Linked DNA regions of Homo sapiens: regions 1, 2, 3 and 4 are each linked to region 5. A link is a loop called in an ENCODE intact Hi-C map of the cell type or tissue named here. Cell type or tissue: B cell. All regions are shown on one strand. Region 1 holds the start of LINC02848 (long intergenic non-protein coding RNA 2848). Region 2 holds the start of ZNF138 (zinc finger protein 138). Region 3 holds the start of ZNF107 (zinc finger protein 107). Region 4 overlaps LOC105375322 (a long non-coding RNA gene). Region 5 holds the start of ZNF680 (zinc finger protein 680).

What was found. A loop is a pair of places that touch in the nucleus more often than their neighbours do. Peaks named below come from ENCODE experiments on the same cell type or tissue, not always from the same donor. Only the 100,000 strongest peaks of a DNase experiment are listed, where the experiment ranks them.
Region 1: a loop joins it to region 5, with 36 times the contacts of the local background. A loop is called at or near these places in 4 of 110 quality-filtered maps.
Region 2: a loop joins it to region 5, with 16 times the contacts of the local background. A loop is called at or near these places in 15 of 110 quality-filtered maps.
Region 3: a loop joins it to region 5, with 12 times the contacts of the local background. A loop is called at or near these places in 29 of 110 quality-filtered maps.
Region 4: it touches region 5 in a loop (11-fold over the local background); 44 of 110 quality-filtered maps call a loop at or near these places.

What each region holds. Positions count from the first base shown.
Region 1 is chr7:63,898,074-63,903,073 of GRCh38, reverse strand. It overlaps LINC02848 (long intergenic non-protein coding RNA 2848), which reads right to left and starts at 3,176. Exons shown (of 7, transcript NR_186803.1): 1 at 3,075-3,176; 2 at 2,629-2,736; 3 at 2,036-2,445. In B cell, no CTCF peak of the experiment used is centred here; DNase peaks (open chromatin) are centred at 2,333 and 2,793; H3K4me3 peaks cover 1,953 bases; H3K27ac peaks cover 1,063 bases.
Region 2 is chr7:64,791,413-64,796,412 of GRCh38, reverse strand. It overlaps ZNF138 (zinc finger protein 138), which reads right to left and starts at 1,985. Exons shown (of 4, transcript NM_001271639.2): 1 at 1,842-1,985. The coding sequence starts at 1,844. RefSeq lists enhancers at 1,385-1,945, 1,730-1,969, 2,210-2,259. In B cell, no CTCF peak of the experiment used is centred here; a DNase peak (open chromatin) is centred at 2,042; H3K4me3 peaks cover 1,585 bases; H3K27ac peaks cover 1,967 bases.
Region 3 is chr7:64,663,262-64,668,261 of GRCh38, reverse strand. ZNF107 (zinc finger protein 107) reads right to left here and starts at 2,129. Exons shown (of 4, transcript NM_001282359.2): 1 at 1,977-2,129. The coding sequence starts at 1,979. RefSeq lists enhancers at 1,802-1,921, 1,942-2,091, 2,242-2,391. In B cell, no CTCF peak of the experiment used is centred here; a DNase peak (open chromatin) is centred at 2,211; H3K4me3 peaks cover 2,839 bases; H3K27ac peaks cover 4,128 bases.
Region 4 is chr7:64,304,618-64,309,617 of GRCh38, reverse strand. It overlaps LOC105375322 (a long non-coding RNA gene), which reads left to right. Exons shown (of 5, transcript XR_927582.2): 1 at 1-2,120. Among named protein-coding and RNA genes, the nearest start is that of ZNF736, 6.8 kb to the left of the region's middle. RefSeq lists enhancers at 1,686-1,845, 2,636-2,685. In B cell, no CTCF peak of the experiment used is centred here; DNase peaks (open chromatin) are centred at 2,217, 2,897 and 4,327; H3K4me3 peaks cover 2,947 bases; H3K27ac peaks cover 3,955 bases.
Region 5 is chr7:64,560,462-64,565,461 of GRCh38, reverse strand. ZNF680 (zinc finger protein 680) reads left to right here and starts at 2,391. Exons shown (of 4, transcript NM_178558.5): 1 at 2,391-2,537. The coding sequence starts at 2,508. RefSeq lists a silencer at 2,233-2,342 and an enhancer at 2,443-2,802. In B cell, no CTCF peak of the experiment used is centred here; a DNase peak (open chromatin) is centred at 2,331; H3K4me3 peaks cover 1,768 bases; H3K27ac peaks cover 802 bases.

The sequences.
Region 1 (5,000 bases), 660 kb after region 5:
GCATGCCAACATCATCGAGTTGTTGCCAGAGTTAAATTCACAAAGATATTTAAAAGTGACTGTTACTGCTAGGGTCCACATTTTTTTTTTATTTAAAAAAAAAACAGCATCGGACTTCAAAATACACAAAAGTAACAATGTCCATGTGTCCAAAGACGAGATGATCAGCTTTCTAATAAGCCTGAAGCGCATAAGAACGAGATCTATCCCTAACTAGAACTCTTCACAGCTCCACTTAAGAGGACACAAGCAGGGCTCCAAGAAGCTAAGTGCACGGCCAGTGTAGAGTGACTGGTGTAGTGAGGGTAGAATCTCTTAAGACCCTCTGAAATGCAGTTACATAACAGGGTCCCAGGACACTGGAGCAAACCAGGCAGCTGAGCAGTTACTACCAGGAATGGCAGAGCAGAGGAGGGTCGGAGCCATAAATCTCAGCAGAATACACCAAACTGCAAAGAGCTCCTGGCTCTGTGAACAGCAGCTGTGGCTACATCAGGACCAATCTTCTAAGACAGCTGCTGGGGACAGCTGAGATCACGTGTTTTGGCAGCAACACACCCAACAGCAGTGCCTCTTGAACACAGACCACAAAATCCTCTCCATTTATCTTTAAGGTGATGGATGATGGATGCCCTCACGTTACAACATCCCCACCAACACTTGCGGACAAGTGTATTTAGAAACTTCCACCTAAAGACGGAACACTCAGGAGTGGAATGAGAATATTGGGGGATGGGGGAGAAACGCAGGTACTTGACCCCACAGACTCTATTGAAAACAAGAGAAGAACCGCTGCGCTGTGGCTCTTCCTCATCTCACCACATCCATAGACACCACATGGTTCTTGTTCCTTTATTGACAAAGGTGCTGATGAGCCCGTGTGCAATTAATCCTGAAGGAGTAAATTCTTCACAAAGTACAATAACAGTGTCTAATATCCATGACCAGGGTTTTTAGGGTTTTTTTTTATGGTAATCCACATTCAGGAATCACAAATGAAGCCTGTTGGAACGTGCGATACGAACAAGGTCTTATTTTCATGTAGATGAACACCTTGGTTTTTACGGATTAGACATAAAAAGCATAAAAGCTGGCGCCATTCCAGAATCAAAGGGACTGTCCCTGGGGACATATGGAAATTAGGGACATCAATTACACGAAACTAGAAGTGATCCCAGAAGTTCCCATTGTCTAGACAGAAAAGGTCAACAGATCAGCCCGAGAGAGTAAAGGTACCTCCGGGAGTGCCGGGGGGTGATGAGCTTTCCATTCAAAGCAAAGATGTGAAGCCTGAGGAGTTACAAAGACTCCCCAAATGGTCCACACCTTGAAAGTCGCTCCCACAAAGCTGGAGCACCACCTGTTCCTGAGGATCAGGCTGCCATCTGTGTTTGAGACACTGGCCAGTCAGACATTTGTTGAGATGAGGCCAATGATATCACGTGTAAAATACCTAAACCATCCTAATCTTTAGGTAGCTATTTGGGGGACTTTCTACCAAATGGGTTGGTGAAAAATGGCGCACCAGAGACACACGCCTGGGAACTGAAATTTTCTCCTCTGCTTTTAGCATCTCCTGGGTAAGCCAATAATGGCCCTCCCTGCCCCCTCAATATCCACATCCGCGAAAAAGTCGCTGGTGAGGGTGACATTTTCACGAAGCCACAGCCCATGTCACCCCGTGCAAAGCTCTGAACTTGTGCACTGGCGGGCCAGGCGGCGGATTTCTCCCCACAGCGGCGGAACTGCGCTCTGGCTGGAGAGAAAAGAGGGCAGCGGCACAATGGACAGCGCCTGGACCTCAGGCCAGTTCCCACAGCAGCTTAGGAAAGCCGGTGGCTCCCTGGGCTGCAGGAGGCGCGATGGCCAGGAAAGACCCTGGGTACAGGTGGGAGAGGGAACCCAGCTGAGCAGCGGGAAGTGGGGTGAGGACTACACCCGTCCCAGTTTGACAAGGGCGAGGTGTACATCGCGGCGTCACGCCCTCCTCACTGCCCAGCCCGGACCTGCCCCTCCTGTCCCTCTCCGGACTCACTTTCTTTGGCAAGGAAGTGCACGCGATCAGTAGCCAGCATCGTTGTGGAAGCGGCGAGGTCCACATTGCCGTGTCCAACCCTCCTGGGCTGCCCGCCTCCTCGCATGTCGCCTGCTGGGATTCCAGTCCAGCCGCCTTGCCACCAACGGGCGGGGGACCGTTAAGAGCTACTGTTTCCAGCCTGCCTAGCCAGGCTCTCACCGCCCCGCTCCTCCCACGAGAACTGCGCCCCGTCCCCGAGCCCGGGTCATGCTGGGATTGTAGTCCCGAAGTGCCTGAAACAACGGGCGGGAGCAGTGAAGAGACTACAACTCCCAGCATGCACAGCGAGGTCAACACAGCCCGGCTTTCCTCTTCAGGACTGTGCGCCGCCCCATGTTCATGCTGGCTGTGATTGTAATCCGGTCGCCCTGCAATTAAAAAACTGGAAGCTAATCAAAGACGACAACTCCCAGTATGCCAGGTGTAGCTCCCACCCACTAATCCACACCTCCCCGCGTCCAGAGCAGTACTGCCATGTCAAGGGGAGCCTGGCTGTTCCCAAACCTCTCCTGCCTGCCAGGCGACAGTGGGACCAGGGCGGTTGGTCCTACCTTGTAATTATGTCACTACCTCTTCCTAAGATGCTGGCTTCATGCTTCGTCAGTGCCTGAAGTTTGATTTCTCACGGAGCGGCAGGGGACCGGGGGCTGCTCACAAACCTGTCAGGGTTGCCATAGTAACGCTACTCTTCCTGTAGCTGGACTCGCCCCACCCTTTCTCGCACGCTTCTTCCCTTGGCCCGGCCTCTCCCCTCAGCACCGCCCCTTCTCCCCCGCCTCTTTTATTGGCACCGCCCCTCATCCTCGCTCCGCCCCTGACACGCCCCTTCGGACAAGCGGCAGTGTAGTCCCTGCGTAGGAATGGGGTTAATGGCCAGATGTCTGACACTTCTCGGACTTTTTGTGATCCCACGCGGGAAGCTCCCTCCTGAGTGTCTGAAATTGTCAGTTCACTGCCAGAAATGGATATAAGCGATCCCTGATAACTTGGCACTTGCCTTTTCAAAGCCGCCGTTTCCTCCATCCTCTGGGTTGTCACAAATCCTCCTTTGCAGCACCGCAGGAGTGCCCCTTGGACCCCGAGCTGGCTGCAAGGCCCACACCTGGGTCAGGCCTCGCACAGGGACGCTCCTGCCACTCTAATAAAGAGTAGAAAACGTCACACTGAAAGGCCTGACCCTGCTGCATCCAGTCAGGAAACAGCCACAGGGAAGGGAACCCCTAAGCCACTTTGGGAGCCACATCCACCACTTCTCTGCCCCTGACCCAGGCTGGTTCCTAGCCCTTAGGGTCCTACTGCGGACCTCCCGGCCATAATTAACGCAGGTGCAGGACCAGAGAGCCCCTTGGTCCCTCCCAACACATGAGGGAACTTTGTGTGGTGAGGTCAGGTACAGTGTCTACGTTTCTGCTGTGAATAGGGCTTTCTTGGAAACAATTTTAATTTCCCTTTTTAAATATCCCTTTGGAACCACATTTAATAATTTGCTGGTGGAACTTAACAGTGATAAATCTTTGAATCCATTTTTCTTTTCTTTTTCTGACACGCAGTCTTGCTTTGTAGCCCAGGCTGGAATGCTGTGACTCGATCTGGGCTCACTGCAACCTCCACTTCCCGGGTTCAAGCGATTCTCCTGCCTCAGCCTCCCGAGTAGATGAAATTACAGACAACCGCCACCACGCCCGGCTAATTTTTGCATTTTTTAGTAGAGATTGGGTTTCACCATGTGGGCCAGGCTGGTCTCGAACTCCTGAACTCAAGTGATCTGCCCGCCTTGGCCACCCAAAATGCTGGGATTGCAGGCGTGAGCCACTGCGCCCGGCCTGAATCCATTTTAACACTGAGTTTTTCAGATTAACTCGAAGTACCCCACAACTACACGCTAATGAAACTAGAGGAGGCACAGCCTCAGCTCCGTGCAGGATGGATGCACAAGAGCAGAATCTCCATGGGACGCCTTTCTGGAGCATCAGTATTACTGCAGGATTTGGAAGCAACAAGTTCAAATAATTTTCAACGTTAACACACTGGAAATTTAAGAGAAGTCTGGAAACTCATCTACCTTTAAAAACTGTCAGTCATCTGTGCCTAAGTCAGACTTTCTCCAAGAAAAAAAAAAAAAGAAACTCTAAGGAGACCCTATTTTTTATTCTTCTAAGTAGTTAAAATTAGAAATCACAGCAAGTCAACAGGAAGCTCTCCTCTGCCAGTCTCCTAAATCACAATATGGCCTTGGTAGGGTTTTATTTGTATTTTTTGGAGGGGTTTGTTGACATGTTGGGTATAAAACTTGGGCGGGGGGGGGTGGTTGACCAATTTTTGGAAGTTTTCAGCCATTAGTTGGTGATTAACTTTGTACCTCATTTAATTTTTCTGTTCCCTGTCCAACTTGGACTCAATCACTCTACAGGTCTCTAAGACTTCATTTTCTTAAAGCTTTTTCACTCTTTTATTCAGAATGGACAACTTCTATTGCTCTGTCTTCTGTTTCTAATCTTTGAATAAGCTCAAAAGTATTTTTCAAATTTCCTTATCTTCCTATTATTTCGTAATTTCCATGTCTTTGCTGAGGTTCCACATCTCTTCATTGTTAGAATATTTTCCTTTACCCCCATGAACAGATTTATAATAGCTGCCTTTAAACATCCTGAATTACAACATCTTAAATATCTTAGGATCACTCCTACTGCCTGCTTTTTAAATTGCGTATGGATTCTATTTTTGTGTTTCTTCACACGTATCATGAATTTTAAAGTTGTGTACTAAAACTGTAAAGAATCATTATATAGACTCTCATTTCTGTTGTGTACCTTTAACAGCGGTGTTATTTTTTACAAAAGGTGTTAATTGGGCTGGATTCAAACCTCAATACCTGTCTACCCTGCAGTGGGCACAGCTGAAAACCTCATTCAGTTCTTACTGA
Region 2 (5,000 bases), 230 kb before region 5:
CTGATTAAAAAACAGATGTATCTCACTCACATGTCAAGTCAAGCCACCCAATCACTTGAGAGATTCTCCCACCCCATCCTGCTCACTTAAGTGCTAAACGACCACCCTCTCTGAAGACCACCCTCTCTGAAGACGCTGCACTATGCCTCAGTGACTGCCCCAAGTACATTTCACTTTGCAAGTTCTTGAACCATCTCACTGGGGTAAGGTTTGATTTGTCTTTTTGGATACTATCATTTCTTTCACAAATCTTAGAGAATCCAGTGGGCCGAAATTATTTCTGTGTTCTCCCCTCAATACCAGCATATGATTGATTGACCAGCAATATGTCTCCGGAAATGGACACTGGGTTGGTTTGAAGACAATCTTAACTTCTCAAAGGGTTTGCTTTTCAAAGGAAGAGTACACCAGGAGATTCCTCTCAGCCCCAGGGCATTCACCTGCTCCCTTGAGAGGCTACACTCCAACCTCAGGTTGTCCTCTGTCTCCCATTCCCAGATAACCAGAGTTCATTCCAGGCCAGGAGCTGAAATTTACCAGAGATTCTAGCATACACAGCCACAGTGGATATTTTGATTTATCCTCAGAAAGTACTGAAACCCAGGACCAAGGAAAAAACTGAAGAGTGACTAAGGACACATTACCTTATAAAGTTTCCAAAGGGAAACCTTGACCCAAAAATATTCTGATAAGATCTCTGTACCTAGGGAAGATTTAAAAAAAAAAAAAAAGGCACAGAGATTTTTTACAATACAGCATCAGGGGATGAGTCTTTGGTTTCTTCTCATGGGAAATATTTACAAACAGATAACAAATCTTTTTTAAAATGCCATCCATGCTTTGTCAAAAAATGATTAATTAAAATACAGTATTTCAAATGTACACTAAAGGACAAATAGTTGATAATGTGAATTAGGAAGGGGAAGTTGGCATTTGGGAATGTCAGAAGGAACTGGAAATTTAGTATTTTACTGCAAGCCAGAGTTAGGCTGAAGGAATGGGAAATGGGGAGGGGGAGGAGTCTTGAGACCCTGCTTGGGACACATGTGAAAAATGAAGGGGAAGATCTGTCCCCTGTGGAGTGTGAAAATAATTAAGTGGCAGGCAATTAGACTGAGGTCGCTCCAGTCCCAGGGTTTCTGGTTTTAAAAAAATCTAACTCAAATGCATTTTTTTGTAAATTACTACCTTGTGAAAAATAAAATTCATGTTTAACCAACTGTAAACTGCCAATTAACCTCTGATTACATGACCAGGAAATTTCCTCCTTCATTGTACAAATTAAGAAACTACATAACTCTACTAACCAATTACTGAATTTGGTTTTATCATACACCTTATACAAGTGTTTCCTTCAAACCCCTCCCACGGACCACTACTGCAAACCACAGCTGGGTGCTCCACAATTCTTGAATCACTGTTTGATTAAATTAATTTTTTTGCGGTGACTTTCATAAATTTTAATAGGGGAAAAGAGGGACAGGGAAGCCCGCGGAGGAAACCTCTTCCCATTCATGAACCCAGCACCCCGAGTCAGGATTCTCCCCTGACGACCCTCCCGTCGTCTCTGCACAATCGCTGCGGGTGCAGAGCTGCTCAGAGAGGGCTCCAGGCCAGGGCACAGTCACTGCGCAGGGAGGAGACAGGACGCCTGGTTCCGGCTGTCAGCCCAGCTGCCATGCTATGGCTTAAGGGGACTGAGGGCCGAGCTGTGCCAAGAACTCGGGGCCGCGGATTTTGCAGCCGACTGCGGGAAGACCCGAGTACTGCCACAGCCACTTCCGACCGGTTCCAACCAGCTCCCTCCCCCTCTCTCGGGATGTCGGACCCAGCACTCTCACCATTTCTAGGCTTCCGGGGGATCCTGGCGTCTTAGCTGTGAATCTCCCAATAACCAGATCACAGCGCCACAGAGGCTGGGCCTCTAGGAGTAAGAGGACGCAGAAAAGTGAAGGCCAGACCTGCAGCACCCGCTGCAGCGAGACAAAGACCCCGCCGCCTCCCGGAAGACGTCATGTCCGCTCCAGCTGGGTGCCTGATTGGACCGTTCCCAGCCCGGCGTCCCTGATTGGATAACGTTTAACAACCCGCCCCCTCAGGCCCTGAGTGACAGATGTGCTCAGGTGCTGGGCTGAAGGAAGACAGAGTTAAACCTAAGCAGCAGCCTTTTCCAGAAGGGCTTCCTCCCTGAGCTGAGTCAGGCCCACCCCAGAGGGCATTTGCATTTAACCTTGTGTATAAGGTCGTATGCATTTATAAATAACATATAGCTATTCACATCTGAATATAACAATTATTTTTAAATTCCAGATTTTATAACCGTACTGGCTTCTGGTCCTTTGAGCAGGCAGCCTGAGATTTTTTTCTTTTTTTTTTTTGAGACAGAGTCTCACTCTCACCCAGGCTCAAGCACAGTGGCACGATTTCGGCTCACCCCAAACTCCGCATCTCGGGCTCAAGTGATTCTCCTGCCTTAGCCTCCTGAGTAATTGGGATTACAGGCACCCGCCTCCACGCCCGGCTACTTTTTGTATATTTAATAGAGACAGAATTTTGCCATGTTGGTCAGGCTGATCTCGAACTCCTGACCTCAGGTGATCCACCTGCCTCGGCCTCCCAAAGTGCTGGGATTACAGAGCACATGTGAATTCCAAATTTTCTAGTAGTCAAACTTTAAGAATAAACAGGTGGAATTCACTCTAATTGAGATGGTTAGTCATTTAGGCTGGGCTCAGTGAGACCATTCTTGTGACCTCAGCTGAGTTCCTTCAGACATGTATCATCAGCTGCTTGTTGACTAGGCAGCTGTGCTTCTGGGGGTGAGCTTCTGCTTCTGAGGCTGTCAACAGAGGCAACTTGCTTCTCCTCCCCATACTATTTTATCTTCCATCTGGCTAACATGGGCTTTTTTCGCGGAGATAGTAGCCTTCTGAAAGAAAAACAGAAGCATGCAAAACCATTTGAGCCTACGCCTCAAACTAGCACACTGCACTGTTCACAGGTTTTTACTGCCCTGAGCAAATAAGGCCAGCCAGATCTAGGGTTTGGAAAACAGAACTGGATCTCAATGGAAACAGCTGTAAATGCACCTGGCAATGGGCATGGATAGCGGAGGGATGAAAAATTGCTAACATTTTTGCAATCAGTATCATTCTGCCTTTTTTTGCATATGTGGTTTATATAACTCTTCCACATCAAAAAAAAAAAAATTTGTGCAAAGACCCACAGCTATTAAGTGGCTGGGCTGGGACTCAGAATTAACTCCATTTGACCCTTGAAATCCTGGAGAGTGACACTTCTAAAATAGAAGCCAGATTTCTTTTAGATTTGTGCCCATATAGCACTGTTTATTATTATTGCTAGAAATAATCTTAAGAAATTGAAGAAGCACACGGTAGCTCACATCTATAATCCTAGCACTTTGGCAAGCTGAGATGGGAGAATCACTTGCGCTCAGGAGTTCAAGTGCAGCCTGAATAACATAGTTAAGATCCTATGTGCATGAAAATTTTTTTTTTTTTAATTAGCCAGTCATGGCCGGGCGCGGTGGCTCATGCCTGTAATCCCAGCACTTTGGGAGGCCGAGGAGGGCAGATCACGAGGTCAGGAGATCGAGACCATCCTGGCTAACACGGTGAAACCCCGTCTCTACTAAAAATACAGTCCCAGCTGCTCGGGAGGCTGAGGCAGGAGAATGGCATGAACCCACGAGATGGGGCTTGCAGTGAGCCAAGATCCCACCACTGCACTCCAGCCTGGGTGACAGAGCGAGACTCCGTCTCAAAAAAAATAAAAAATAAAAATAAATAAAAATAAAAATTAGCCAGCATGAGGCAATCCTGTAGTCCCAGCTACTCAGGTGGCAGAGGCAAGAGGATTACTTGAGCCTGGAAGGTCGAGGCTGCAGTGAGCCATGATTGGTTACGACACTGCACTTCAGCCTGGGTGGTGAGAGTGTGATCCTTTCTCCAAAAAAAAAAAAAGAAAAGAAAAGAAACAGAAAAGAAAAAAGTTGCAGGAGCATTTCAAAAGGACATAGCATATGTGGAAAAAGATAGATGAGGGATGAGTTGAGAAAATCAAAGCCCAGCAACACATTACTTATTTTTTATCATAGATAAAATCTGTAAACATCTAAAAAAAAAAACAAAACCTTCAGAGAAATTGAATGTAACAGAGTCTAAATGAACAAAGAATGATTTGCAAATCAGGCAGCCTGTGGGCCCAGAATAGGCTCAGAGAGACTCCAGCACAGCAACATGGTAAAAAAATTGATCAACAGAAAAAGCAAAGTGGCATACAGAAAATGAAATTGAGGTACAGAAACAGCCAAATTGATTACAGCTTGGGATTTGCCTTATTTGAACATGGTTTGAAGAGTTGATGTCCTTTTATTGGCAAAATCACAGTGGCTGGTACAGGAATGGGTTATAATCTACTTACATATCCAGTTAGGTTTCAGTTTAGTATGTACCAAAAAAAAAAAAAAAAGAAAAACAAACAAACAAAAAACCTACTGACCAAAATTAAACATGAAAACAGAGAGCTTCAGGCTATAATTTAACAATTTCTCCTTTTTGGTTATCTTCTCAATTTTGAGAGATAGACCAAGTTATCAGCTAAATAAATGGTCTCCTCATTTCAACCAAGCAGCCTGTTTCTTAAACCCCCGTAACTGAATCTCTGTAATACGTGTAATATATTTCTGTATAATCTCTATAATATATTTCTCCATGTGCAACTATGCATATTAGCAACTACACAGATACTTTTCTGTTTATGCAATAAGTAATCTCAAGAAATTCCATTATTTAGCACAACTTTAGTAAAAAAAGTCTATTGTGTAACCATAGCCTTTGCAGTAGAATCTGCTATAGAGACTATTATGAAGGATAAATGTCTAACCAATGCCTGATTTTTTTACCCTGAACCATGAAAAAAAAAAAAAAAAAAAGACCTAACAAATGATGCTTATTTAGAAGAGTAATGGCCAGGCAATG
Region 3 (5,000 bases), 100 kb before region 5:
AGTTACTGGGTGCAGCACACCAACAGGGCACATGTGTACATATGTAACAAACCTGCACGTTATGCACATGTACCCTAAAACTTAAAGTATAATAATAATAAAAAAAAAGAAAACAGATGTGTCTGACTCATGTGTCAAGTCAGGCCACCCAAACACTAGATTCTCCTACCCCATCCTGCTCATTTAAGTGCCCAATGACCACCCTCTCTGTAGACACTGCCCTATGCCTCAGTGACTACTCCAAGTGCATTTCATTTTGCAAGTTCTTGTACCATCTCACTGGGGTCAAGTTTGATTTTTTTTTTTTTTTGTCTTCTGGAATACTATTTTTTCTTTCACAAATCTTAGAGAATCCAGGGGGCAGAAATTATTTCTGAGTTTTCCTCTCAATACCAGCATCTGATTGGCTGACCAGCAATGTACCTCTGAGAAATGGAAGTCGGGTTGAGTGAACACAATCTTAATGCCTCAAAGGGTTAGCTTTCCAAAGGAAGGGTATACCAGGAGATTCCTCTCAGCCCCAGGGCATCCACCTGCTCCCTTGAGAGGCTACACTCCAACCTCAGATTGTCCTCTGTCTCCCATTCCCAGATACCCAGAGTTCCATTCCAGGCCAGGAGCTGAAATTTACTAGAGATTCTAGCATACACAGCCACAGTTGATATCTTGATTTATCCCCAGACAGTACTGAAACCCAGGACCAGGAGAAAACCGAAAGGTGGCTGAGGACACATCACCCTGTAAAGTTTCCAAAGGGAAACCTTGACCCAAAAACATTCTGATAAGATCTCTGCGCCTAGGGAAGATAAAAGGAAAATAGGCACAGACTTTTTTTTACAATACAGTGTCAGGGGATTATTTTTTGTTTTCTTCTCATTGGAAATATTTTCAAACAGCAAACAATTTGTTTAAAGTGCCACCCAATAATTTGTCAACAATGATTAATTAAAATACAGTATCTAAAATGTACACTAAAGGACAAATAGTTGATAATGTGAATTAGGGAGGGGAAGCTGGGATTTGGGAATGTCAAAGGAAACTGGAAATTTAGCATTTTACTGAAAGTCAGTTAGGCTAAAAGAATGGGGAATAGGGAGTAGTCTTGAGACCCTGCTTGAGACACGTGAAAGTTGCAGGGGAAAATCTGTCCCCTGTGGAGTGTGAAAATAACTAAATGGCAGGCAATTAGACTGAGGTGGCTCTAGTCCCAGGGTTTTTACTTTTTAAAAAATCTAACTCAAATGCTTTTTTTTTGTAAATTACTACATTGGGGAAAACAAAATTTAGACTTAATCAACCATGAACTGCCAATTAAGCTCTGATTACGTGACCAGAAAATTTCCACCTTCATCTAAAACTAAGAAACTACGTAACTCTACCTAACCAATTATTGAGTTTGCTTTCCTTTATCATGCACCTTCTAAAAGTCTTTTCTTCAAGCCCCTCCCATGGAAAATAAACTACAAACCACAGCTGGGTGCTCTATAATTCTTCAATTACTCTTTGATTAAATTCTTTAACATTTTTGTGGTGACTTCCATAGATTTTTAAGAGAAAAAAGATGGACTAGGAACCCCACAGACTAAAGCTTTTCCCATTCATGAACCCCGCATCCCGAGTCAGGATTCTCCCCTGATGACCCTCCCGGCATCCCTGCACAATCGGGGAGAGATGCCGCGCTGCGGGTGCAAAGCCGCCCGGAGAGGGCTCCAGGCCAGGGCACAGTCACTGAGCAGGGAGGAGACAGGACGCCCAGGGTCCCGGCTGTCAGCCCAGCCGCCATCTTACGGCTGAAGGGGACTGAGGACCGAGCTGCGCCAAGGAGAACTCGGGGCCGCGGGGGACTGAGGGCCGAGCTGCGCCAAGGAGAACTTGGGGCCGCGGACTTTGGAGGCCCGAGTCCAGCCACAGCCACTTCCGATCGGTTCCAACCAGCCCCTCCCCCTCTCTCGGGATGTCGGACCCAGCACTCTCACCATTTCTAGGTTTCCAGGGAGTCCCGGCGTCTTAGCTGTGGATCTCCCAATATCTGCAGGTCACAGGGACACAGAGGCTGGGCCTCTAGGAGCAGAGGACACTGAGCAGTGAGGAGGAGAGCAGGAGCTCCGGCTGCAGCCAGAGACAAAGGCCCCGCCAAATCCCGGAAGCCGTCCTGTCCGCTCCAGCTGCGTGCCTGATTGGACGGTTCCCAGCCCAGCAGTCCTGATTGGATAACGTTTGCTGCCCTGCTCCCTCAGGCCCTGAGTGACAGAAGCTGTGCTCAGATGCTGGGCTGGAAGAAGATAAAGTGAAACCTAAGCTGCAGCCTTTTCAGGCAGGGCTCCTCCCTGAGTTGAGCCAGGTCCACCCCAGAAGGCATTTGCATTTAACCTGTATATAAAGTCATATGCATTTATAAATAATATATTATGTGGCTATTCACACATGAAAATAATATAACAATTATTTTAAAATTCCAGATTTTATGCCCTTTCTGAATTCTGGTCCTTTGAGCAGGCCGATTGAGAGTTTAAAAAGGAGGCAATCCTCTGAAATAAAACGTGAGCCACATGTGTATTCTAAATTTTCTAGCAGTCAAACTTCAAGAAGGAAGAAGAAGGCCAGGCGCGGTGGCTCACGCCTGTAATCCCAGCACTTTGGGAGGCCGTGGTGGGCGGATCACGAGGTCAGGAGATCGAGACCATCCTGGCTAACACGGTGAAACCCCGTCTCTACTAAAAATACAAAAAATTAGCCCGGCGCGGTGGCGGGGGCCTGTAGTCCCAGCTACTCGGGAGGCTGAGGCAGGAGAATGGTGTGAACCCAGGAGGCAGAGCTTGCAGTGAACCGAGATAGTGCCACTGCACTCCAGCCTGGACGACGGAGTGAGACTCCGTCTCAAAAAAAAAAAAAAAAAAAAAGGAAGGAAGAAGAAACAGGTGGAATTCATTCTAACCATTTAATTAACCCACTATATCAAAAATATTATATTAATATCTGAGCAATATGTAATTATTAATAAAGTGTGTATATTTTTGGAACTAAATCTTTAACTCTGTATTTTACCTTTCTAGCACATCGCAGTTCTGACCAGCCACATTCCGGACACCCAGTAGCCATACATGGCCAATAGCTGTCACATTAAAGTGCAGCTTTGACAACAGGGGTTTGAAGGGCCTGAACATTCCTTTTCTGCCAGAGGTGAGGGAAGAGCCTCTCCCTACCAACATCTCTCTTCAGTTCTGAGGTGGAACAGACCGTGGCCATAAAAAGAGCAGAGGACAGCAGGAATAAAATAACCTAAGGTTGTTAAGAATTAATGTAATTAATATGTATATAATTAAAACTACTAGATGTATGAAAAACAATTCTGCATAGAGAATGTATAAACAAAAGTAAAATATGCTTTTAAGGAAGAAAGTTAGAAACATTTTATCTAGTTTGAAATTACTTAATGATTGTTTCAAATTGAAAAAAGAAAAAACCAAAAATATAATATAAAAAGTTGAAAAATTTATTATAATAGACTATAAAATATTTATGAAAATCTACAGTAGCCAAAAATGACACATTTGATGGATTTATTTATAAGGTTTTATTAAAGTTAGCTTTAGTATTAATAATACAGTAATACAAAAGTAAAAGTTGATTTTCTTTTGAACAAAAATTTTACATATCAATATGACATAGTACAATATTTTTGTCCACCTTTTGAATAAATTTTAAAATAAAGAAAGTAAAAAAGAGAATTTTTCTCATGCAGTCTTTCTCAGGTTTTTTGACTGGAAAACTGAATCTCCTGTATCAAACAGTAAATGATTTTGTTTTTAAAATCTTTTAATTATCACTTTGGATAAATAAATGACTATTATTTTATGGTGATCTGTGGTCCTATTTTAGTGAAGTGTTTTAACCCTATGACATATTTGACAGGCTTCCCAACATCAAATTTTGCTTTAAAAGTGTCTTTTTTTTACACCCCAAACTTTTGGATGCTATAGAGTGTCAATGCAGCATGCAAAAGAGTGATAAACAGGCAGGGGGAGGCGGGCAGATCACCAGGTCAAGAGATGGAGACCATCCTGGCCAACATGATGAAACCCTGTCTCTACTAAAAATACAAAAATTAACTGGGCATGGTGGTGAGCGCCTGTAATCTGAGCTACTCAGGAGGCTGAGGCTGGAGAATGGAGAATGGCTTGAACCTGGGAGGCAGAGGTTGCAGTGAGCCAAGATCGCTCCATTGCACTCCCACCTGGGCAACAAGAGCAAAACTTCGACTGAAAAAAAAAAAAGTTAACTTACATGGAAGCATTATCAAAATAAAAATAATGTTTGCCAGGCGTGGTAGCTTATGCCTGTAATCCCAGGACTTTGGGAGGCTGAGGCAGATGGATCACCTGAGGTCAGGAATTCAAGACCAGCCTTGCCAACATGGCAAAACCCTGTCTCTACTAAAAATACAAAAATTAAGCCAGACGTGGTGGTGGGTGCCTGTAATCCCAGCAACTCAGGAGGCTGAGGCAGGAGAATCGCTTGAATCCAGGAGGCAGAGGTTCCAGTGAGCTGAGATTGTGACATTACTCTCTAGCCTGGGTGACAGAGCGAGATTCTGTCTTAAAACTATATATATATATTTGACCTCCTTCGACTTATATTTTAATAAATATGTTATTAATATTTATGTCAAAATTGTATGAAATTTCTAAAACTCTAATGTATCTGAGTATACGCTCTTATTCATAATTATGGTTATTATGATAAATTATTGTAGGCAACAGATATAATCAATTTCTTTTAATTTGTTTCTTTATAACCATGAAAGTCATTTCCACAGTTAATGGCTTAATTCTGATGTAGTTTCTAAAAACTTTAAAAGCATGAAAAATCCTAGAGTACTGTGTATTCAAGGAGGTTCATGAAAAGATGGAAAAGGCCCAGATGAGTTGAGCACAGATTTCTGATAACGTTAGAATTATATTGTTTGAATTAGGTAAAGATTGTGAGAATTTGGCCAGGCA
Region 4 (5,000 bases), 260 kb after region 5:
CTACTCTTACAAATAATGGTAAAATCTGGATACAATGTCATATATTATATAGAAACACACATCTATATATCATACATATGATATATGTGGGGATAAGAAGCGAATGATAATTTTAGCTGTGCCCACGGAAAGGGAGACAGGCATTTGAATTTGAATCCAGCCAAATTAACTCCCTCTTCAAAAACTAACAACACTCTTCAAAGGAATACAACAGGATCCAGAGTCTCTATAAGTATTATTTACAGTTTTTAAAATACAATTTTAAAATTTAAGAGACATGAGAAGAAACACAAAAATGTTATCCATACACAAGATAAAACATAGGCATTAAAAGCTATCCCCAAAATGTCCAAGATGTTGTTATCAGCAGTCAAGTATTTGAGAGCAGCTATTAAAACTATAGTCATGGGGTGAAGAAAAAAAATTCTCATAATGAATGAATACATGTGGAATCTCAGCAGAGAAATGCACATTATTAAAAAGAACCAAATAGAAAGATAATGAAATTTTAAATAGTACTTTTAGGTTGATTCATAGATTAGAAAAAGACAGAACAATTGAAATTATTCAATCTGAAAAAAAGAGTAAAAAAAGTTTGAAGAAAATGAACAGAGTCTTACAATCTGTGGGCAGATTGTGTCCTAGAAAGAGTGAAGGGACAGAAAAATTAAATGGGGTGCAAAAGTAACAATAGCTGAAAACTTGCAAAAATTTGTCAAAACCCCACATTTTATATCCAAGCAGTCAACAGATTCCAAAAAGAAAATCCAAGTAAAATCGTACAAAGGCCACATTGTGATTTAAGAAACTGGCAGGACAGGGCTTCCAATTGACTTTCTAAAATTTCTAATTTTTACTAATTATAATGATGGAAAATAGGTTATCCTTGAGAGATTTATCTTGGAGAAAGTCTCACATATCAGGCACAGATGACTAAGGGTTATTAAAGGCAGATGACTTTCTAGCCTTGTTTTAGAGTTTTAATTTCTTACCTTGGAAATAAATTTGTTTCTTACAAATCTTGTAGTAAAAGTGATTCTCCAGAAAGATGTGCCCAGGATATTCTCTCCTGCTGCATCCTCCCTGCACAGAATTGAAGCTGTGCGTACTTCAATTTCAGAAATGTACAATATGAATTACTTAGTTAATCTGAAAAACTAAAAGAAAAACATGAATTAAGGTAATTACTTTTATGTTCCTTCAGCAAATTACTAAAAGTGGTTCCAGAGATATATTTAAAAATGATTATTAAAAGAGTTTTTAAGGGAGCCCTATTCAGGGCAAAAAGACATTGTACATTACCTCAGTACACAAACTTTCCTAATGTTTTGGGAAGGACCTAGGGTCCTGTTTTGTCCTTTTGGCCCGTGTTAACACTAGGACACCTGATACCTGGGAACCAGCCTGTGTGGGAGTCACAGAGTGGTGGATGTGGCTCCCAAAGTGGCTTAAAGGGGTCCCTTCTCTGTGCAGTTGAGTATTCTGATTGTACGAAGGAGTCAGGCCTTTCCCGTGTGACGTTTTCTCCTCTTTATTACAGTGGCAGGCGCATCCCTGCGAGAGGCCTGACCCAGGTGTGTAGGCCAAGCAGCCAGCCCGGAAATCCAATGGGGTGTTCTTGGGGTACAGAGGAGGATCTGTGACAGTCCAGAGAGAGAGAAAGGAAAAGGTGGCTTTGAAGAGGCAAGTGCAAAGATACCAGAGACGGGGTATTGTCATTTTAGGCAGTTAATTGACGGTTTCACTTACCAGGGAGCTCCCATCATGGGCTCCCAAAAGGCCTGACAACTGCTAGGCCCACGGGCCATTAGCTGCACCTTTACTGAGGGGCTGCACTATGCATGTCTGAAAGCCGCGTGGGACAGAGGAAGGGGCAGGGATGAGGGAAAGGACGGGGTGAGGGAAGGAAGGGAGGGTAAACCTAACTACGGCAACCTTGAGCAGGCTGGAAGAGGCTTCCTCAGGTAGGGGTGATGTCACAATCACAGGTTGAGATCAGCTGCCCGGGCCACGCTGGCTCCTCGCAGGCAGGCGAGATTTGGGAACAGCCAGGATCCCCTCCGCACGGGAGAACAGCTCTAGACGCGCAGAGGGGCGGAGTCCAAACGGGTGCCATCACCGTACATCCTGGGAGCTGTAGTCTCTTAACCGCTCGTAGCCCGTTGGTGGCAAGGCGACAGTATTACAATCCCAGCATGCGCAAGTCTGGGGGCGGTGCGAAGCCCTGGGGACACGGCGGTGCGCGCCTAGCTAGACATGCTGAGAGATGTAGTCTCTTAACCTCTCGCAGTCCCTAGGTTGCAGGACTGCAGGACTACAATCCCGGCATGCTCCGGGCTCGGGGTTTGGGCATAGCTTTAGAAAGAGAGGCAGGGCGGCAGGGCGGCAGGGCGGCAGGGCGCGGTGGTTTTCGCCTGTAATCCCAGCTCTTTGGGAAGCCGAGGCAGGCGGATCACGAGGTCAGGAGATCGAGACTATCCTGGCTAACACGGTGAAACCCCGTCTCTACTAAAAATACAAAAAATTAGCCGCGCGTGGTGGCGGGCGCCTGTAGTCCCAACTACTCGGGAGGCTGAGGCAGTCTTGAACCCCGGAGGCGGAGGTTGCAGTGAGCCGAGATCGCGCCACTGCACTCCAGCCTGGGCGACAGAGGGAGACTCTGTCTCAAAAAAAAAAAAAAAGAAGAAGAAGAAGAAGAAGAAAGAAGAAAGAAGAAGAAAGAGAGGCAGGGCGCTGCGCACCTCGCCGGGCGTGCGGGGACGTTGTAGTCTCTTAACGGCTCCCGGCTCTCTGGTCGCCTGGCTGCAGGACTACAATTCCAGCAGGCACCGGGCTCAGTGGGAGGGGCAGGGTGGTGTGGACCTGGCAAAGCAGTGCTGCCCGCTCACCCCCTGCTGCCCTGTCTCCATGGGGAGTGAGTTTGGAGAGAGATATAAGGGATAAATCTGGGCTTTTGCCCAAATCTGGCAGGTCCTACCTCCGGCTGAGCAGCTCTTCCTCTCTTTATCCTTATCCGCTGGTTTTTCCATGGCATCGCGCCTCCTTCAGCCCATGGAGCCGCCTGCTTTCCTAAACTACTACAGAAACTGGCCTGATGGCTGTCTGAGACATTGTACATTGTGCCACCGGCCTCTGCTTACTCCAGGCAGAGCGCCAGTTCAGCAGCATTTGGGAGAAATTTGCTGCCTGGGCCGCCCGTAAACAACTTGAGCTTTGCAGTGGGTAACATGGGCTGTGGTTTGGTGAAAATGTCAACCTCACTGACCCCTTTTTCGTGGAAGTAGAAGTCGAGACATGAGGGAGAGTAATTATTGGCTTACCCGGGATCTGCTAAAAGCAGAGGAGAAAGCCCCAGTGTTTCCAGGCATGTGTCTGGGTGGGCCATTTTTACCAACCCATTTAAGGGGCTAGGCCTCCAAAAATCAACCTAAAGGTAATGATTGTTTTGATATTTTACACATGTGATCATGGCTTCATCTCACCTTAGACCTGACTGGCCAGTGTCTCAAAGACATAGATGGTGACCAGCTCTCTCTGGAACAGATGGCACTCCAGCTTTGTGGGAGCAACTTTCAAGGTGTAGATCATTTGGAAGGCATTTGAACCTGTGAGGTTTAACATCTCTGCTTTGGATGGAAAGCTCATGACCTTCTGCAGTCAGGGATGGAACTGAACTTGCTGGGACTGATCTGTTGAAATGTTCTGTCTAGATAGTGGAAACATCCAGGAGCACTTCTGCTTCCATGTAGCCTCTTAATAATTGATGTCCCTAAAATACTAAGTACTCAGAAACAGTTACTTTTGGCGGGGCACAGTGGCTCACACCTGTAATCCCAGCACTTTGGGAGGCCAAGGCGTGTGGATCACCTGAGGCCAGGAGTTTGAGACCAGCCTGGCCAACATGGTGAAACCCCATCTCTACTAAAAATACAAAAATTAGCTGGGCATGGTGGTGTGTGCCTGTAATCTCAGCTACATGGGAGGCTGAGGCAGGAGGTGGAGGTTGCAGTGATCTGAGGTTGCACCACTGCACTCCAGCCTGGGCGACAGAGCAAGACTCCATCTCAGAAAAAAAAAAAAAAAAAAAAGAAAGTTACTTTCAGAAAGTTGGTACAAGCTTTCTTGTTTTTATATCTAATCTGTAATAACCCGGGTGTTAATCTACAGGGAAGTGATAGTTCATTCATGTCACACATTCCAATAGTTTTTCATTTGTGATTTCTGAATGTGGTACACTATCAAAAAAAATGGGAAAACATGATTGTGACCATGGAAATCTATTACTGTACTTGCGAAACTTGTGAAGAATTTACCACTTCAGGATTAATTACACCTAGATTCGTCACTGCCTTTGTAAAGAAAGGAAGAGAAACCATGTGTCATCTATGCAGGTGGCAAGATGAGGAAGTATAGGGAGATGACAGCACAATACTGGGGCTCTAGTCTTTTTTTTTTTTTTCTTTGAGACAGAGTCTCATTCTGTCACCCAGGCTGGAGTGAAGTGGTGCAATCTCGGCTCACTGCAAACTCCGCCTCCCGGGTTCACACAATTTTCCTGCCTCAGCCTCCCAAGTAGCTTGCTTTACAGGCATTTGCCATCACGCCTGGCTAATTTTTGTATATTTAGTAGAGACAAGGCTTCATGATGTTGGCCAGGCTGGTCTCAAACTACTGACCTCAGGTGATCCACCCTCCTTGGCCTCCCAAACTGCTGGGGTTACAGGCGTGAGCCACCACGCCAGCTGGGTGCTGCTCTTTTTAAAAGTAAGGCCCTTAGTCACAGTCTGTGTGGTAAAGTGCTTGCATCCCTCCCCTATCCCTCAGTATTCTCACCCTACTCCCTGTTCCCTCTTTAGGTAAGGGTGTCTGATTACACTTGCTCACAAGTGTTGAAAGGGAATGTTGTAATGTGAACCTACACATCATTTTAAAATGAGGATTAACGGAGAGGAGTCTTGGGACCTGTGTTTAGATGCACTGCTGTTTGGTGTGTGGCTGCA
Region 5 (5,000 bases):
TATAAATGCTACAAATGAAGGCATAACATCAAGTGATTTGAGAGTTAAATTACCTCAACATTCATATTTTGAAAATTTAAAATTCTTTTCATGCAAAACAAGAAAAGTCAAATATAACTATAACGCCTCAAAAGATAAATCCTTGCTTCTTTTAGTCTTACACAAAAGTAAATGATATATTTTAACTTTGGATTACTCTGTATAATAAACACTGTTTAGAGTAATGTCTAAAATGTTAGTGTCTTAGAGTTTTCTACTGCGAATTACCTGATGATTACTTCTACTTGATTTCTAATTTTTTTTACATTTACTGAATTTGAAGAATATTATTTAATGTGAACACTCTGGTGTTTTCTAAGGTATACTTCTTAGAACAAATGGTTTTTCTCTATTTATTATATTATTCATAGGGTCTGTCTAAAATACAAATTTCCTAAAGTTGAAGAAAGTGTCAACAACTGATTGAGGGTTTCTCTCCAGTATAAATTCTCCTGTGTACAATAAGATATAAGTGAAGATATTAAACTCAACTTTTCAAAATCAGGAAATGTAACATTAAAAAATGAGGTGAATCTTAATAACATAAATAAAGTATACAATCACAAAAAACAGATACTGTCCGAATCCACTTACATGAGATAGCTAGAAACAGAAACCAAAATGATATTTTGAAAAAGATAAATAATAGGAAATTGGGCAGTTGTTTCAGGGGTATTGAGTTTTGTTTAGAAGATAAAAATGTTTTCCGAGCGTGGTGGCTCATGCCTGTAATCCCAGCACTTTGGGAGGCCAAGGTGGGCAGATCACCTGAGGTTGGGAGTTTGAGACAACCCTGACCAACATGGAGAAACCCCATCTCTACTAAAAATACAAAATTAGCCAGGTTTGGTGGCACATGCCTGTAATCCCAGCTATTCGGGAGGCTGAGGCACTAGAATCACTTGAACCCGGGAGGTAGAGGTTGCAGTGAGTTGAGATCACGCCATTGCACTCCAGCCTGGGTGACAAGAGCAAAACTCTGTCTCAAAAAAGAAAAAAAGAAAAAGAAAGACCAGGGAGGGATCTGTAGACATAGAGCATTCTTCTTCTGTGGCCCCATCGTCCTTTGTTCACTGTCTGATCTCTGGAAGAAAGGTGGGCAACAGGTGGTCTTCCTGTTGTTATTTTATTCCTGCTGTCCTCTGCTCTTTCTATGGCCACTATCTGTTCTACCCTTGGAACTGAAGAGAGATGTTGGTAGGGAAAGACTTTCCCCTTATTTATGGCAGGAAAAGGATGTTCAAGCCCAGTGTGGTGGCTCATGGCTGTAATCCCAGCACTTTGGGAGGATGAGACAGAAGGATTACTTAAGGTCAGGGGTTTGAGTCCAGCCTGGCTGACATGGCAAAATTCCATTTCTACTAAAAATACAAAAATAAGCCAGGCATGGTGGCACATGCCTGTAATCACAGCTACTCTGGGGAAAATAAGGCAGGAGAATTGCTTGAATCCGGAATGTGGAGATTGCAGTGAGCCGAGATTGCACCACTGCACTCCAGCCTGGACATAAGAGCAAGACTCTGTTTGAAAAGAAAAGAAGAGAAGAGAAAGGAAAAGAAAGAAAAGAAGAGAAGAGAAAGGAAATAAAAAGAAAGGAAGAAAAGAAAAGAAAAAAGAAAAGGGATGTTCAGGATTTCATCTTCTGCCATCAGAGCTGCACTTCAATGTGGCAGCTATTGGCCACCTGTGGCTACTGGGTGCATGGAATGTGGCTGGTCTGAACTGCGATGTGGTAGAAAGGTAAAATACATAGTTTTAATTTTTTTTCCAAAATATATATACTTTGTTAATAATTACATACTGGTCACATATTAAAATGATAATATTTTGGATATATTGGGTTAATTAAATTTCTACAATGAATTCCTCCTGTTTTTTTTTCTTTTTAAAATTTTCCTTCTAGAAAATTTAGAATTCACGTGGCTCACATTCAATTTCAGAGGACTGCCTTTTTAAAAAAAAATGTCAGGCTACCCGCTCAAAGGACAAGAAGCCAGGAGCTCATAAAATTGGAAAATTTTAAATAATTGTTATTGCATTATTTTCATGTGTGAATAGCCACATAATATATTATTTATAAAGGCATACGACCTTATACGCAGGGTTATATGCAAATACTCTCTGGTGTGAGCCTGGTCCGTTCAGGGAGGAAGCCCTTCCCTGAGAACCCTGCAGCTTGGATTTCACTCTTTCTACGTTCAGCCCAGCCGCTGAGCACATATTCTGTCACTCAGGGCATTAGGGGGTGGCGCCCTAAACATTATCCAATCAGGGACGCGGGGCTGGGACCCGTCCAATCAGGCACGCAGCTGGAGCGGACAGGACGGCTTCCGGGATTTGGCGGGGCCTTTGTCTCTAGCTGCTGCGGGAGCTCCAGGTCTAGTCTTTACTGCTCTGTGTATTCTGCTCCTAGAGGCCCAGCCTCTGTGACTCCGTTATCTGCAGGTATTGGGAGATGCACAGCTAAGATGCCAGGACCACCTGGAAGCCTAGAAATGGTGAGAGTGCGGTCCGACACCCCGAGAGAGGGGGAGGGGCTGGTTGGAACCGGTCGGAAGTGGCTGTGGCAGGACTCCAGGCTCCAAGCACTGGGCTCCAAAATCCGCGGCCCGAGTTGTCCTTGGCGCAGCTCGGTCCTCAGTCCCCTTCAGCCATAAGATGGCGGCTGGGCTGACAGCCGGACCCCGGGCGTCATGTCTCCTCCCTGCGCAGTGACTGTGCCTTGGCCTGGAGCCCTCGCTGGGCAGCTCTGCACCCGCAGTGCCGCATCTCTGCCGATAACTCGGGGTGCAGGGTTCATAAATGGGAAGCGCTTTGGTCCATGGGGTCCCAGTCCCTCCTTTTTTCTATTAAAAATTCATGGAAGTCACTGCAAATATATTTAAAAATGTAATAGAAGAGTGGTTCAAAAATCGTAGAGCACCCAGCTATGATTTGTAATTTGTGGTCCATGGGAGGGGCTTGAAGGAAAGACTTTTAAGTGGTGTATGATGAATAAAACCAAATTCAATAATCGGTTAGGTACAGTTACATAACTTCTTAATTTGTAAGATCAAAGTGGAAATTTTCTGGTTATGTAATCGGAGGGTACTTGGCAGTTTATAGTTGGTTAAGCAAGAATTTTATTTCCCCCAATGTAATACTTTACAAAAAACAATGTATTTGAGTTAGATTTTTTTTTTTTTTTTTTTGAAACGGAGTCTCGCTCTGTCGCCCAGGCTGAAGTGCAGTGGCACGATCTCGGCTCACTACAACCTCTGCCTCCCGGGTTCAAGTGATTCTCCTGTCTCAGCCTCCCGAGTAGCTGGGATTACAGGCGCCCGCCACCATGCCCGGCTAATTTTTGTATTTTTAGTAGAGACGGGTTTCACCATGTTGGACAGGCTGGTCTTGAACTCCTGACCTTGTGATCTGCCCGCCTCGGCCTCTCAAAGTGCTGGGATTACAGGCGTGAGCCACTGTGCCTAATGTAAATTTTTTTTTTTTTTGAGACGGAGTCTTGCTCTGTCGCCCAGGCTGGAGTGCAGTGGCGCGATCTCGGCTCACTGCAAGCTCCGCCTCCTGGGTTGACGCCATTCTCCTGCCTCAGCCTCCTGAGTAGCTGGGACTACAGGCGCCCGCCACCACGCCTGGCTAATTTTTTTGTATTTTTAGTAGGGACAGGGTTTCACCAAGTTAGCCAGGATGGTCTTGATCTCCTGACCTCGTAATCCACCCGCCTCGGCCTCCCAAAGTGCTGGGATTACAGGCGTCAGCCACCGCGCCCGGCCCTAGTGTACATTTTTGATACTATATTTTAATTAATCATTTTTTGAGAAATCATTGGATGGTACTTTTTAAAAGATTTGTTTTCCGTTTGTAAAAATTTTCTGTAAGAAGAAAGCAAAGAGTAATCCCTGGACACTATTGTAAAAAATCTCTGCGCCTCTTTTCCTTTTATCTTCCATAGGCACAGAGATCTTATCAGAATTTTGGGGGGTCACAGTTTCCCTTTGGAAACTTTATGGGGTGATGTGTCCTCGGCTACCCTTCAGATTTTTCCTGGTCCTGGGTTTCAGTACTGTCTGGGAATAAACCATGATACCCACCATGACTATGTCTGCTAGAGTGCCTAATGAATATCAGCTCCTGGGTCATTTTCTCCCACAGGACTGCCTGAGGTACAAAGTGTAGCCTCTCGAGGGAGCAGGTGGATGCCCTGGAGCTGAGAGAAATCTCCTGGTGCACTCTTCCTTGGAAAGGCTGACACCTTGAGACATTAAGATTGTCTTCACCCAACTCAGCTTCCGTTTCCTTGGGACACATTGCTGGTCAATCAGATGCTGGTATTGAGGGAAAAACATAGAAATAATTTCTGGATTCTCTAAGGGGGCAGAAAAATAGTGAAAAAAAATGATGAAAAAAGAGTGAAAGACAAATAGTGAAAAATTTGTAAAGGAAATTAAAAGGTAAAATATTTACGAATGGTGTAAAAGAGGTGAGTTTCAGAAAAAAATTAATATCTACATATATTCCATTTGTTAAAAATTCTCATTTACTATTTTGTTTTCCAGACTGAGTTTAGTAATTGTCACAGGTAGTTTTTTTACGGCTGGGTAATTTTTTTTTTTTTTGAGACAGTCTCATTCTGTCACCCAGGCTGGAGTGCAGTCACATGATCTTGGCTCACTGCAACCTCTGTCTCTTGGGTTCAAGCGATTCTCCTCCCTCAGCCTCCTGAGTAGCTGAGACTACAGGCGCTAGCCACCACACTCAGCTAATTTTTGTATTTTTAGTAGGGATGAGGTTTCACCATGTTGGCCAGTCTGGTCTCAAACTCTTGATCTCAGGTGATCCACCCGCCTTGGCCTCCCAAAGTATTGGGATTACAGGCATGAGACACCGCACCCAGCCTAGCTGGGTAATTTCAAACAGAATTCCAAGCCTTAACTTTTAGAATGCTAGCTATCTAGGGAAAAAAT